Linked DNA regions of Homo sapiens: region 1 is linked to region 2. Evidence: chromatin contacts called from ENCODE Hi-C data. All regions are on one chromosome and are shown on one strand. Each heading gives the region's core, a stretch centred on a gene start or an enhancer-like site at or near the end of the contact. The rest is flanking DNA. Distances are from core to core; before and after follow the strand shown. Region 1 holds the start of NR2F2-AS1 (NR2F2 antisense RNA 1). Region 2 has its middle 79 kb from the start of CHASERR.

The links. A loop is a pair of places that touch in the nucleus more often than their neighbours do. Pooled maps may share reads with other maps.
Region 1: a pooled map shows a loop between it and region 2 (6-fold over the local background). The contact joins the promoter of NR2F2-AS1 here to the enhancer-like site in region 2. A Hi-C loop is called at or near these places in 2 of 168 maps with a recorded cell type or tissue (gastrocnemius medialis and sigmoid colon) and 13 of 50 pooled maps.

What each region holds. Positions count from the first base shown.
Region 1 is chr15:96,324,484-96,328,594 of GRCh38, reverse strand. NR2F2-AS1 (NR2F2 antisense RNA 1) reads left to right here and starts at 1,477. Exons shown (of 5, transcript NR_125738.1): 1 at 1,477-1,639. It also overlaps a transcript of NR2F2 not described here.
Region 2 is chr15:92,801,359-92,805,618 of GRCh38, reverse strand. No RefSeq gene overlaps it. Among named protein-coding and RNA genes, the nearest start is that of CHASERR, 79 kb to the left of the region's middle. RefSeq lists enhancers at 1,128-1,177, 3,715-4,260. Within about 2 kb of position 1,723, at least 34 of the 41 ENCODE cell types and tissues checked have a DNase peak (open chromatin) inside an H3K27ac peak, as active enhancers do; they include gastrocnemius medialis and sigmoid colon, where a contact is called at or near this core.

The DNA.
Region 1 (4,111 bases), core at 228-2,727, 3.5 Mb before region 2:
TGGTAGTTGTTGTTGTTTTCCCTTCCAACCTCTATGATTCAGGAATTGCTAATGTTACAAATGTCAGCAGATTCGGGACAAGCTCAGCTGAGATGTGATGAGACTGGGGTTGAGATAGGAAATCTAATGGGCATTCCCATCTCAATAGAGGATGAAAATAATTGATTATAGGGAAATCTTCATCTCACCTCCTGAATGAGACTTCCATAGCAGATTACCTTTTACAAACATGGGAAGGAACAATATCGAGGAGGAAGAGCTTCCCCAGTCCACTTAGAGATTTTTGGAATTTGAAGTATGCGTGATGGCCTTAGATTAAAATGGAATAATTTCCCAACCATATCTTAACAAATTGGAGCCTGCTAGGCAAATGATCACAGGGCTGCCATAAAGTCAGGGGTGTTTCACTCTGTATTTTAGGACTCATTCAGTTATGAAATGCTGTTACAAGGGAGAAAAAAAATCACCGTATGAATTATACTTAATTTTAATGCATAGAAGAAGAGACAAGACTACAGACTGAGAAGAAAAAAGGGCAAAAATATTTTTAAATGTCTTCTCCAGAGATGCTCACTTGCTGTGCGTCTAAGGTTAAAAAGCTCTGAGAAGATAAAATCAATATATTATTGTTGTTTTTTAAAAATCCAACTCAGTCTTTTTTTGCAGATGTAAATTTATTATAATGAGAAGAATGGCAAGCTTTAATTTGCCTAGAGAAAGTTGGGACAACATTTGCCCTAATCTAAAAAAGAAAAGAAAGAAACTCAACACCCAGGAATATAATTTTCTTGCAGAAAGTGGCCTGATGGGCTGTATTTCTTTACAGATTGAATCACAATATGAATACAGACCCCAGCAAATGCCGAGTTTAACTCTGAACTCAGTAGAAACCAGTTCCGTCCTCCAGGATTCATTGAATTCCTCCTTTCCCTCAATCTAGTCCGTGTGTGTTTTTCTCTTCCACCACACTGGAGCTCCATGAATAGGGAAAGGGGCTTCCATTGTGTCCCTCTGAACTTCCAAGTCAATGCAATTTTTAACCACTGGCTTGTGGTACTTTGAAAATCACCAGGGGCTGTCAGAGTTAGGTCCTCTGAAAAATTTACAGTGCTAAATCAGAGCATATGCTGGGAGGGAAAAAATTGCTTAAGATTAGAGCAAGTACAGTATCTGTCTGCCCCCTAGTGTAAGAGTCCTCGCTGCCTAAAATTCAACTTTAAAAGAAAAGGAGCTCTTAAAGGGAAACGACTTTGGACTCACGTAGGCATAGGAGAACGAAACTTCTGTACATTTTAATCTGAATAATTCTTCAGGATTTAAAATTAATTGGCTCTGGCTTGGTTGGACCGTACTCGGATCTCGCCACCTCTGCGTTTCCCGAGTCACTGGCGAAGAGGTGATTTTTTTTTTTTTTTGAACTGGGTTTATGTGCGTCCCCCTCACCCCCTCCTCTCTTTTTCTTTCTCTCTGTCTCTGTCGTCTCTCTCGCTGGCTTTTTAAAAATGAGGAACCGCTCCTTGAATGTTCTGGACAGAGCACAGAATTGCTTCTTAAGTCAGCCCGGCGCGGTTGCAATAGACAGCAAAAAGGTAAACGTTTGCCTGAAATCCGCACGCCAGCTCCACCGCCCCGCCCGATGGTGAGTACCCTTCTCGTCGCGATTCTCCTCCTAGCTTAACCGAGCGCTCGCCTACCCGAACCGTGGCCGAGGGCGCCGGGCTAGGCTTTTCTCCCTCCCTGCCTGCCTGGCTGTCAGTTGCACAAGGTTGCAAAATGAAGCGCAGAGGCAAAGCGAACAGTAAATTCTGATACTTAGTGCGAGCCTAGCAGCTCCTTTGCTAGAAAACCGAGTCATCTGCTGCTTGCAAAACCACGCTTTATAGGACTGGTTTTTAGTTTGCTCTGTGGAAGGAAATGAGTTTGAGGAGACAGGACGAGGAGATAGGAGGCTCCGCAGTCTTAACGCTTCGGTTTAATCATATTTTGGCAGCTTTGCAATTGTATTTTCCCCCCTCCCCCTCCACCATCTCTCCTACCACACACATGTAATAAAATATGGCAATGCATTGAATTGACTCTGATCCCCCCTTCCCCGAACCCCTTAAACCACAGTCCTCGGCATTTCATACACGTTAGCAAACCGATATTTTGAAAAGCCCCAAGTCATCCCCAACCCCACACAGCACAAGCAGAAAAGTGAGAAAGGAAAGAGAGAGAGAAAAAATACTGTAAGTAAACATACCAAAACCATATTTGCCTTGTTCAAGGTCCCAAACCGCTTGCATCTTCCTCCTAAACTGGAATAACTCTCCTTTAGTTTGGCGGGTGAAATAAATGCTTTGTTGGCCCCCTGAAAAGATGTGTCTTTGATAATTAAAGAGAATCTCCTCCTCGGTGTTTATCTAAGCGATTGTGCAAACTGATAAAAAGTAGGCACTAGCCTGCAGGGAAAAAGAGGAAAGGTGAAGGGAGAGATCTTCCACCTCAAGGAAGTGCTTCCCCATGTATTAGGCTCTCTCAGCCTTGGAAAACCCTGCACACTAACTTTAGAGAGACAAGGTTTCAGGGAGCTTTGTACATAGCTGCTGAGGAATGCAAGCCTCGCCTTTAAGAAAAAAAACCCCAAACCGTAGGTAGGAGATGTCTGGAGTGATCCTTGTCTCTCATCTCATTCCTTAGAAGGAAGAGTGCGTTGTTACACCTTGTTTGGGGCTGGAAAGACGAGACTTTAAAAACACCCGTCCAATTGAAAAAAATCTCCCAACTTAATGAGTTTAGTCGGAGGCTGGAGCAAACGGCTCAGCCTCAGCAGAAAACCGCCAACAACTATAGGCGATATTGCAAAGCAAGACGACCCAAGGCACAGCCAAATTCCACTGTTTGGGGTCGAGAGAGATGGAGGCTAATCCTAAAGCAAGTTGGGAAAAAACAGAGGTGGAAGAGGAGGGGGAAAAAGCATCAGCCTCGCAGACTGGCAGACAGGCTTCCCTCGTCCTGGATCAAAGATAGAACTTGAGACAAGAGGGCAACATTTTTCCTAGGAATCCTTTGGAATCCTCATTTTCTACTTTTAACTCAAGTCTCCCCAAGTGATTTTTCCCCCTCTCCCCTGTGGATTTCTGCCTCCCCCCTTTCCGGTCCTTATTCTAGAACTTTCCTGAGGAGGAAATCTATTTCTTTTGGGGGGAGGGGTTCCCCATTCCATGCCTTCAGATAATGAATGCTTCATTCACCCCCTCCCTTTCTCTACTCCCCAAAACGAATAAAGGAAGCAAGAATACGGTAACTAGTGAAAATTGAATATAAACTATGCTGCCTCTCACAGTTTAATACTGTCTTAACTAATGGATTTTTGTTTTGTTTTGTTTTAAGAGAAGAATAATGGGGAAACACGGATCTTTTATTTTAGGAAACTGTTATGGTAAGATGTATGTCAGACTTGACAAATGGAACTAACGCTCTTCGGCTGCTTCTTGTCCTTGTCTTAAACAGGAATTAAGTTAAACACAGTGCTGAATGTTAATTACATGTTTACTGGCTAATGAAAATTACAAATGGTTTTGCCACCTCAAACAATGATGAAAACTCTGAAGACACTGTAATTATATACTTTGAGCAAAATAACTCAGAATATTGATCATAAGAAGTGTAAATCTTTTTTAACTATTCATTAATACCATAAATATGGGCTACAGAAGTTTTTCCTTGCGGTTTGTCTCATCAGTTATACTGAGTGGATGGATGGTGAGGCTCCTCTGGGGAGGAGGTGAACTCATTCTCTTAGTAGAAGGAGGCCACTTGTGTAACTCGGGGGTGCCCCCTCCCTTTCGCCCCCGCCCCCTTCATCCCCAGCCGAAGGTCGAGGAATAGTTGAACAGGAAGGCTGGACTCAGGGCAGGTGAAGATGATCACAGCCTGGCCTTTTCTCTCCCCTCCCTGCCCATCTCATTCCTCTCCCTTCTCCCTTTCCTGCCAGTTCTGATAGATGACTGCCTTCCCCAGCTCGGGCACCAGTGGGATAACCTGGCATTCGGGGGTTCCTAATGGAGGACCAGTTAGACCAAGAAACTCACCCCCACCCACAACCCAGCCGTGGAGCCCTGACAACTTC
Region 2 (4,260 bases), core at 474-2,973:
GCTTGGTGGCTCACTCCTGTAATCCCAGCACTTTGGGAGGCTGAAGCAGTGGATCGCCTGAGTCCAGGAGTTCGAGACCAGCCTGGGCAACAAGGTGAAATGCCCTCTCTACTAAAATTACAAAAATTAGCTGGGTGTGGTAGCGTGTGCCTGTAATCCCAGCTACTCTGGGGGTGCTGAGGTGGGAGGATCGCTTGAGCCCAGGAGGTCGAGGCTTCAGTGAGCCCAGATGGTGCCATTGCACTCCAGCCTCGGCAACAGAGTGAGACCCAGTGTCAACAAATATATAAGTAAACAAATAAATAAATACATAAAGTACTTGCCTGTAGGCTTGTTGTGAGGTTGGATTGTGTCACGGTATATACCTTATTTGGAATATTGCTTGGCACAGTCATTGTTAGATAAATAAAAAAAATCAAAAGAGATGTAGAAATAGAAGTTTGATGAGAGTTCAGAGGAAAAAGATTTCTTTTTCTTTTTTTCCTGAGGCGGAGTCTTACTCTGATTCCCAGGCTGGAGTGCAGTGGCACGATCTTGGCTCACTGCAACCTCTGTCTCCTTGGTTCAAGCGATTCCAGAGGAGAAAGATGTTAATGTTTGTTTTGTACCTAGAACCTCATCGCTGGATGGGATTGTAAAGATCTGTGACTATTTTACACATTTGTTCTTTTTTTTTTTTTTTTGAGACAGAGTCTTGGTCTGTTGCCCATGCTGGAGTGCAGTGGTGTGATTTCGGCTCACTGCAACCTCTGCCTCCTGGGTTCAAGTGATTCTCCTGCCTCAGCCTCCTGAGTAGCTGGGATTACAGGTGCACGCCACCAAGCCTGGCTAATTTTTGTATTTTTAGTAGAGACGAGGTTTCACTCTGTTGGTCAGGCTGGTCTCGAACTCTGACCTCAGGTGATCTACCTGCCTCGGCCTCCCAAAGTGCTTGGATTACAGGTGTGAGCCACTGCACCTGGCCTCCCATTTATTCTTAGCAGTAACAGTTGGTCCCTGAAATTAGGAAACTGACTCTATTGTGATCTTCCAAGAGCTACATTGTCCAGCCCCTGGGCCTGTACATCCTTATGGAGTGAAGACTGACAGTTTTCCCTTAGGTCAGTGGAGCTACAGTGGCGTGTTGGAGTCAGCTGCTCAGAATGATGATGCACTTTTCTTTCCAACTTTGGTTTCAATGACATCATGTTGGTAGCTTGAAACTGGCCATAGCAGGGGTATTTACACCACAGGAATAGGTAAACACTACATATTAAGGCTTTTCCCCTTGGAGATGCCTTGTTAAATATTTACCAACACTCCACTGCCTGTTACAACACAGCAAAAGCCCCTCTGAGAGAAGGCCAGAGAATGTACCTAACTCCTCCCAGGTTGTCCAGTGTTTCATTGTCCCTGGACTGAAGAGTCCCTCAGTGGCCTTTGCTGAGATATTTCAACACCCTAGTCTCTTAAACTGTAAACAAAGGAGAGTCATGAGTTATTTCTGGGTGAGTCAGTCCAATATTGCACAAGCATTTCTGGGGGTAGTAGAGGGGAGGCAAGAGGGAAACTGGGTAGGCTGGGGAGCTATCTAACTGCCCAAGACACTTGAATCCTAAACAAACGGGAACTAAATGAGAGGTGGGAGGGACATAGTCTTTTCTGACGGGAACTGTCTGTGACTCATTCTCTTTCAGGAGTCAGAAACTCCAAAACCTGTGGGAGTGGGGAGGGGCGAGCAGTGCGGTTTTTAGAGAGGTGTGGAGTTATTATAGGGACTCTTAAAATTCTTCTCCCTTGCTCAGTGTGGTGACTCATACCGGTAATCCCAGCACTTTGGAAGGCAGAGGCAGGAGGTTTGCTTGAGCCTAGAAGTTCAAGACCAGCCTGGGCAATGTAGCAAGACCCCAACTGTATAAAAAATAAAAATAATTAGCCAGACATAGTGGTGCATGCCTGTAGTCCCAGCTACTTGGGAAGCTTAAAAATCTACCTCCATTTAACCTGGTAGATTTGGGGATGTGTGTGGTGGGCTGAATAATGGTCTCCCAGTGATATCCCAATATGTGGAAACTGAATGTTACTTTATCTGGCAAAAACAACAAAAACCAAAACACAGGCAGGGCAAGGTGGCTCACACCTGCAATCCCAGTGAGACTCTGTCTCAAAGAAAAAAAAAAACAAAAAAACAAAACCCCAACAACTAGGGCTTTGCAAATGTGCAGGTGTGTAAGTTAAAGATCTTACTTTTAAAACAATTTTATTTTAGGGTGTGGTGGCTCACACCTGTAATCCCAGCACTTTGAGAGGCCGAGGTGGGCAGATCACCTGAGGCTGGGAGTTCGAGACCAGCCTGACCAGCATGGAGAAACCTTGTCTCTACTAAAAATACAACAAAGTTAGCCGGGTGTGGTGGCTCATGCCTGTAATCCCAGCTACTTGGAAGGCTGAGGCAGGAGAATCACTAGAACCCAGGAGGCGGAGGTTGTGGTGAGCCAGGATCGTGCCATAGCACTCCAGCCTGGGCAGCAAGAGCGAAACTCCGTCTCAAAAAAAAAAAAATTATTTTATTTTATTTTATTTTGAGATGGAGTCTTGCTTTGTAGCCCAGGCTGAAGTGCAGTGACATGATCTCGGCTCACTACGCCCAGCTTAATTTAAGGATCTTGATGCCGGGCACGATGGCTCACGCCTGTAATCCCAGCACTTTGGGAGGCCGAGGCAGGTGGATCACTTGAAGTCAGGAGTTCAAGACCAGCCTGGCCAACATGGTGAAACCCCACCTCTACTAAAAATTCAAAAATTAGCCGGGCATGGTGGCACATGCCTGTGGTCCCAGCTACTTAGGAGGCTGAGGCAGGAGAATCACTTGAGCCCGGGAGGCGGAGGATGCAGTGAGCCAAGACTGCGCCACTGCACTCCAGCCTGGGAAACAGAGCGAGACTCCATCTCAAAAAAAAAAAAATATCTTGAGATGGGGAGATGATTTTGGATGATCAGGGTGGGCCTTAAGTGTTATCACATGTATCTTCCTAAGAGGGAGGCAGAGGAAGGCTTGTCTACACACACCAGAGAATTTCTGCCACAGAGACTGGAGTGAAGTATCATCCATGAAGCAAGGAACTCCAAGGACTGCCACCAACACCAGAAGAAAAAGCCATGGAACAGAGGGTCTCCTCTGGAGGCTTCAGAAAGAGCATGGCCCCAGCCGGGCATGTTGGCACATGCCTGTAATCCCAGCACTCTGGGAGGCCAAGGTGGGTGGATAATTTTGAGCTCAAGAGTTCAAGATCAGCATGGGCAACATAGCAAAACTACATCTCTACTAAAAATACAAAAAGATTAGTTGGGCTTGGTGGCACATGCCTGTGGTCCCAGCTATTCTGGAGGCTGAGGTGGGAGAATTGCTTGAGCCTGGGAGGAGGAGGTTCCAGTGAGCCGAGATTGCGCAACTGCACTCTAGCCTGGGTGACAAAGCCAGACCCTGTCTCAAAAAAAAAAAAAAAAAAAAAGAACAAAAAAGGAAATGAGAAAACCTAGACAGAAAAGATGGAATAGCTCATTCAACCTCACAGAGCTGGTATAGAGAAGCAGGATTTGAACACTGATCACTAAGTAGAGAGATGACTAGGTAACCCCAACTGATAGGATTAGTAAGGACATTTTCTGGAGAAGAGATCCTTATAAGGCATTCAGAAGAGCAAATGGAATTTCTAGGGGAAATGCTGGGAAGCCCATTCCAGGCAGTGAGCTACTGCATGAGAAACGGCAAAAACACGTCTGTGGGAGAAAGCTGAGTGCAGCAGGGTGTGGCCTGTTGTTTGGTGTGGCTGGAAGATAGGGGAGAAGGGCCAGAGACAAGGCAGAAAAGGACAGTAGGGGCCTGTGCCCCGAAAGCTGGGGCAGGGACTCCTCTCAACCAAGGTGCTCCAGGGTCCCCTTCAGCAGCCTGGAAGAAGGAGCCAGGGAACCTTGGAGGCCTGGCCACAGCAGTGCAGGGTGATGGTGCCATTGAGTAGGACCTGTGTCTTCCTGCATTTATCTCCCCAGCATTCCTGTGGCTTTCATGCCTTGGAGTTGGTTTGCCTGCCAGAAGGGAAGTTCTCGCAGCTGTCGGCTCTTAAATCCAAGGAATTGGCTGGGCGTGGTGGTTCGCGCCTGTAATCACAGCATTTTGGGAGGCTGAGGTGAGTGGATCATGAGGTCAGGAGATCAAGACCATTCTGGCCAACATGGTGAAACCCTGTCTCTACTAAAAATACAACAATTAGCTGGGCGTGG